Linked DNA regions of Homo sapiens: region 1 is linked to region 2. Evidence: chromatin loops called from intact Hi-C (ENCODE). Cell type or tissue: OCI-LY7. All regions are shown on one strand. Each heading gives the region's core, and the rest is flanking DNA. Links, peaks and the distances in the headings are about the cores only. Region 1 overlaps C19orf44 (chromosome 19 open reading frame 44). Region 2 overlaps EPS15L1 (epidermal growth factor receptor pathway substrate 15 like 1).

Region 1 (2,906 bases), core at 189-2,688, 73 kb before region 2:
CCTCAGCTTCCCAAAGTGCTGGGATTACAGGAATGAACCACCACACCTGGCTTTAACATCACTTTTTAGAAATAAACACTGAAAAATTTGTTATGTAAAATGTTTAAAGCAGGGGGCGGTGGCTCACGCCTATAATCCCAGCACTTTGGGAGGCCGAGGCAGGTGGATCACCTGTGGTCGGGAGTTCAAGACCAGCCTGACCAACATGGAGAAACCCTGTCTCTACTAAAGATATGAAAAATTAGCTGGGCATGGTGGTTCGCACCTGTAATCACAGCTACTCAGGAAGGTGAGGTAAGAGAATCACTTGAACCCAGGAGGCGGAGGTTGCAGTGAGCTGAGATTGCACCATTGCACCCCAGCCTGGGCAACAAGAGTGAAACTCAGTCTCAAAAGAAAAAAAAAAGTTTATGAATAGATCACCATAAAGGACTGCATATAGTATAATGCCATTTCTATAAAGAAATACGTGGCCAGGCATGGTGGCTCGCACCTGTAATCCCAAAAATTAGCTGGGCATGGTGGCAGGCACCTGTAATCCCAGCTACTTGAGAGGCTGAGGTAGAAGAATCGCTTGATCCCAGGAAGCGAAGGCTGCAGTGAGCTGAGATCACACCACTGCATTCCAGCCTGGGCAACAAGAGCAAAACTCCGTCAAAAAAAAATTTTAAAAAAAAGAAATACGCATACTATGGTTCATACAAGAGTCTGAAGGAGTATATATATCAGCTTGGTAATAGTTACCTCTGAAATTAAGGAGAACTTGCAGGTTACACATCTCTGCAACAAGATTTTCAGAAAACAGCCACGTAATTTTTGGTAATCAGATTTTAAAAAGTTTTTTTGAGACGGAGTCTTGCTCGTCACCCGAGCTGGAGTGCAGTGGCACGATCTCAGCTCACTACAACCTCCACCTCCCAGGTTCAAGCGACTCTCCTGCCTCAGCCTCCTGAGTAGCTGGGACTACAGGCGCCCGTCACCATCCTGGCTAATTTTTGTATTTTTAGTAGAGATGGGGCTTCACCACGTTGGCCGGGCTGGTCTCAAACGCCTGACCTCAAGTGATCCACCCATCACAGCCTCCCAAAGCACCAGGTGTGAGCCACGGCACCTGGCTGGTAATCAGATAAAAATTCTTAGAGGGTAAAAAAAGAGGTGAGGGTGATTGCTGAGGAGAACAGCTGGGCCGCCTCTGGCCCCATCTCGGGGATGTCTCAGGAGGCTCAGGGAAAGGGACAGGACCCCTCCCATGGGAGAAAACAGTGCCACGAACAGTAGGTCCCTTTAGTCTGAGGTCACACAGCCCAGGCGGGGCTGGCTGCAAGGTGCAGGAGCTCAGCACCCCACCCTGTACCAGCTTTTGCCACAGGGTGGCAGGAAATGAGGCTCCCTCCACAGGGACAGGTGATGGCCCCACTGCATCCCTGCAGCCCTGGGCTGAGCGCTGGAGCCCAGGCCCCGGCCCATATCCCTTCGGCCCGGCCTCTGGGAGCTGCCGCTCCCCTACTGCCCTGCCCCTGCCCATGGGGAGCTGCGCTCACCTCTTTGGCTTCCTCCAGGGTGTGGTAGTGGAAGGAGTCCGCGTCCAGGGAGCGCAGGAGGGAGGCGTGCAGGTGCCGGCTGGCCTGGATGAACTGCTGCGTCAGGCTCAGCTGCTGCTTCAGCACATCATGGAGTGCCAGCACGGCCGGGCTGTAAGCGGTCAGGGCTGACCCAGCTCCGCGTTACTCGGTGGCTTCGCTGGGGCCCCACAAATTCTGCAGCCCCCCCCCCACCGCTCAGGTGCCAGGCTGCTCTCTGAAATCTTTTTTTTTTTTTCTGGAGACAGGGTCTCGCTCTGCCACCCAGGCTGGAGTACAGCGGTGCCATCACAGCGCACTGCAGCCTCGAACTCCTGGGTTTAAGCAACAGTGGCTCACACCTGTAATCCTAGCACTTTGGAAGGCTGAGGCAGGCGGATCACAAGATCAGGAGTTCGAGATCAGGAGTTTGAGACCAGCCTGGCCAACATAGTGAAACCCCATCTCTACTAAAAAAACAAAAAAAAAAATTAGCCAGGTGTAGTGGCAGACACCTGTAGTCCCAGCTACTTGGGAGGCTGAGGCAGGAGAATCGCTTGAACCTGGGAGGCAGATGTTGCAGTGAGCCAAGATCACACCACTGCACTCCAGCCTGGGTGACAGGGCAAGACTCCGTCTCAAAAAAAAAAAATTAAAAAATTGAAAAGGGAAAAAAATAGTAGGTACCAGATGGACCCCTACGTGTATCACAAGCCTTTATTGGCTCCACTGGACTCGACAAAGACTAAACTCTCTAAGATGGCTGCTGGGGCCCCTCCCTCATGCCTCAGGCTGGACTGGAGCCTTTGTGAGGGCCACACAGACTCAGCCCAGGAGGCAAGGGAATGTCTACCCAGGCTGTGCAACTCAGCATCAGTCAAATACATGTCTTCAGGGGAAATAAACTATGGCTTATTGATGTAATGCCACCAAGGGGAACATACAAAACAAAAGTGGTCTTGTGCCAGGCAGGGCGGCTCAGGCCTGTGATCCCAGAACTTTGGGAGACCGAGGTGGGCAGATCATTTGAGGTCAGGAGTTCGAGACCAGCCTGGCCAACATGGAGAAACCCTGTCTGTACTAAAAATACAAAAATTAGCCGGGCGTGGTGGCAGGTGCCTGTAATCCCAGCTACTCGGGAGGCTGAGGCAGGAGAATCGCTTGAACCCAGGAGGCAGAGGTCCCAGTGAGTGGAGATCGCGCCACTGCACTCCAGCCCGGGCAACAGAGCGAGACTGTCTCAAAACGAACAAACAAAAAAAGTGGCCTTGTTGGGGTGCAGGGCACAGAAGCATCACTCTTCACCCTCTTGTTTTGTGTGACATTGGTGTCTCTTTGCAAGAGACA
Region 2 (2,906 bases), core at 129-2,628:
TGGCCTCTGGTGGCCCCGATTAGCTGCGTGACCCTAGATGGGGAAGTGACCTCCAAACAGCGATGTCTTGGGGCTCTGAGGTGTCGGGAAATGGAATATCTTCAGTGCCAAGCTGAGGACACTGCACTTCCTTCCTTCCCTGGTGGGAACAGTTACTGGCCAGCGCTCTCCGGGCGCGGGCTGGTCAGTGTGCGTCTCTGAGCACTCAGGTAGCTGGAGGAGGATGGATGGGATGGTTGAGAACCAGACCCAGGCCAGGGAAACTGGTCGAAAGCTTGCAGGCCTGGTGATTTATGATAATGCGTGGAAACTTCTTTTCTGATTCCGGAGCCAGAGAACAATCTCAGAGGATAGAGTGTCCTTTCCCTCTGAGCTCTCCAGGAGCTGAAATCCCTTTGCTCAGTGAATGGAAATTGACACTGGGCTGCTGCTGCTGTTTCCTGAGTGACTATATTGTTTGCCCTAGAATCAGGATTTATTAAAGAACATTAAGCTTACTTTTTCTAAATCAGGTAAGCATAATAATATCTGTGTCTGAAGATAAACTGAATTCTGTGTTCAGAGGATGTTTAAAGTGCATGCATTTTGACTCTAACTATCATCATATATTTTGGTCATGACAAAATTGAGGGGGCAACCCTTTTTTTCCCCAAGGGGTTGTGTTCACTTTTGACCAATATCTGTGGTTTCATTTACAGATTCCCACTGGAAATTCGTTGTATGAATCTTATTACAAGCAGGTAAGTTTAGCTGATGTCTCTTCAGATGGAACTAGAGCATGCCTGAGCTGAAAGCACAGTACAGAATAGAAGCCCGGCTGAGCGGCCTTTTGTCCTTTTCTGTTCACTGTCAGCGGATAGTTAGCGTGGCGGGTGCCACTTCACCTGCTGCTGCATTTGCTGAAAAGTTATTTTGCCTCTTGGTCTCCCATTTCAGGTCGATCCGGCATACACAGGGAGGGTGGGGGCGAGTGAAGCTGCGCTTTTTCTAAAGAAGTCTGGCCTCTCGGACATTATCCTTGGGAAGGTATGTGAAGATGAATAGTGATTTCTCTTCTGTGGCTGCCCTCACAGCTCCCCCCGCAGGTCAGGGCCAGCCTGTGCAGGCCTCCTTCCATGGGGCCCGGCCTCCTGGGTAGTGGCCTGGTCGCTGCAGACCTCTCAGGCTGCAGCTGGTGGATCCAAATGCCCAGGTGGCAGCCCCCACCACTACTTTGGTAGCAGATAAGAAACCCGAGTACTTTTGGGGTCTTGATAGCTTGTGGACTTTTTTTTTTTTTTTTTTTTTTGAGACAGAGTTTCGCTCTTGTTGCCTAGGCTGGAATGCAGCGGCGCGATCTCGGCTCACTGCAACCTCCTCCTCCCGGGTTCAAGTGATTCTCCTGCCTCAGCCTCTTGAATAGCTGGGATTACAGGCACATGCTACCACACCCGGCTAATTTTTTTTTTGAGACAGTCTCGCTCTGTCGCCCAGGCTGGAGTGCAGTAGCGTGATCTCAGCTCACTGCAAGCTCCACCTTCTGGGTTCACGCCATTCTCCTGCCTCAGCCTCCCGAGTAGCTGGGGCTACAGGCACCTGCCACCACGCCCGGCTAATTTTTTGTATTTTTAGTAGGGACGGGGTTTCACTGTGTTAGCCAGACTGGTCTCGCACTCCTGACCTCAGGTGAATCGCCCACCTTGGCCTCCCAAAGTGCTGGGATTACAGGCGTGAACCACCGCGCTTGGCCACTTGCGGACTTTAGTTGGGGGAAGAAGGGTGTCATAAACACCATTGGCTTGGGAGCTGAGTGCACCTGGATGTCCTCTGGGCCCTGCCGCTGACTGGCTGTGCGCCCCTGGGCAGATCATTCACCTGCTCTGAATTGGCTTCTTCATCTGCAGGACAACCTGGGGACAGTCACTCCTGCCCCGCAAGGCCAGTGATGGGGTGGTGGCGGCTCTGGTTTTTGTTAACACGTGGACAGTGATCGGCAGTCATGCTTATGAGCATTTTTGTGTTTCCGCAGATATGGGACTTGGCCGATCCAGAAGGTAAAGGGTTCTTGGACAAACAGGTATATACACATGTACACAGAGCAAATGGAGGGGCTGGGCAGAGCCCCCAGGCTGGGTGACCTCCACGGCTCCTTCCACATTCCTCCACTGTCAAGTATTACTAGGCATGAGCACGGCTGTCAAACTTAACACGGGAAGTTTTCATTTTGAAATAAAGGTCTTTTAAACACTTGGAGCCATCTTTCATGGCTAGTGTATCTTTTATTTATTTATTTATTTATTTTTCTTTTAATGTTTTGTAACCTTACATGTGATTAAAGTGTTGTCCAGACTTTTTATTTTGGACCAGTCTCTCGTGGAAGTTGCACAAATAGCTTGGAGGGTTCCTGTGTATCTTTTGCCAGCTCTCCCCAGTGATGGTGTCTTACATAACCACAGCACAGTGATCAGAGCCAGAAAATAACATTGGTGTTATTTTTTATTTTTTTGACATGGAGTCTCACTCTGTTGCCCAGGCTGGAGTGCAGTGGTGCAATCTCGGCTCACTGCAACCTCCACCTCCCAGGATCAAGTGATTCCCCTGCCTCAGCCTCTGGAGTAGCTGGGATTACAGGCGAGAACCATCATGCCTGGCTAATTTTTGTATTTTTAGTAGAGATAGTGTTTCACTATCTTGGCCAGGCTGGTCTCGAACTCCTGACCTCAGGTGATCTGCCCACCTCGGCCTCCCAAACTGCTGGGATTATGGGCATGAGCCACCACGCCCAGCCACATTGGTGTTATTAATGTAACAAAGTAGACATTGGTGTAACTTTGACTAAAGGCCTTAATCAGAGTTTTTTTTTTTTTTTTTTGGAGACAGAGTCTAACTCTTGCCCAGGCTGGAGTGCAGTGACATGATCTTGGCTC

Evidence for each region. A loop is a pair of places that touch in the nucleus more often than their neighbours do. Peaks named below come from ENCODE experiments on the same cell type or tissue, not always from the same donor. Only the 100,000 strongest peaks of a DNase experiment are listed, where the experiment ranks them.
Region 1: a loop joins it to region 2, with 9 times the contacts of the local background. A loop is called at or near these places in 4 of 110 quality-filtered maps.

What each region holds. Positions count from the first base shown.
Region 1 is chr19:16,513,299-16,516,204 of GRCh38, reverse strand. C19orf44 (chromosome 19 open reading frame 44) reads right to left here. Exons shown (of 9, transcript NM_032207.4): 7 at 1,542-1,708. Among named protein-coding and RNA genes, the nearest start is that of C19orf44, 18 kb to the right of the region's middle. In OCI-LY7, for the core only: CTCF peaks have their summits at 1,126 and 1,325 (motif pointing right); a DNase peak (open chromatin) is centred at 1,364.
Region 2 is chr19:16,440,012-16,442,917 of GRCh38, reverse strand. It overlaps EPS15L1 (epidermal growth factor receptor pathway substrate 15 like 1), which reads left to right. Exons shown (of 24, transcript NM_001258374.3): 2 at 699-740; 3 at 937-1,026; 4 at 2,009-2,056. Among named protein-coding and RNA genes, the nearest start is that of EPS15L1, 31 kb to the left of the region's middle. RefSeq lists enhancers at 856-1,356, 1,357-1,857. In OCI-LY7, for the core only: CTCF peaks have their summits at 869 and 1,072 (motif pointing left); a DNase peak (open chromatin) is centred at 1,077; H3K4me3 peaks cover 1,095 bases; H3K27ac peaks cover 2,220 bases.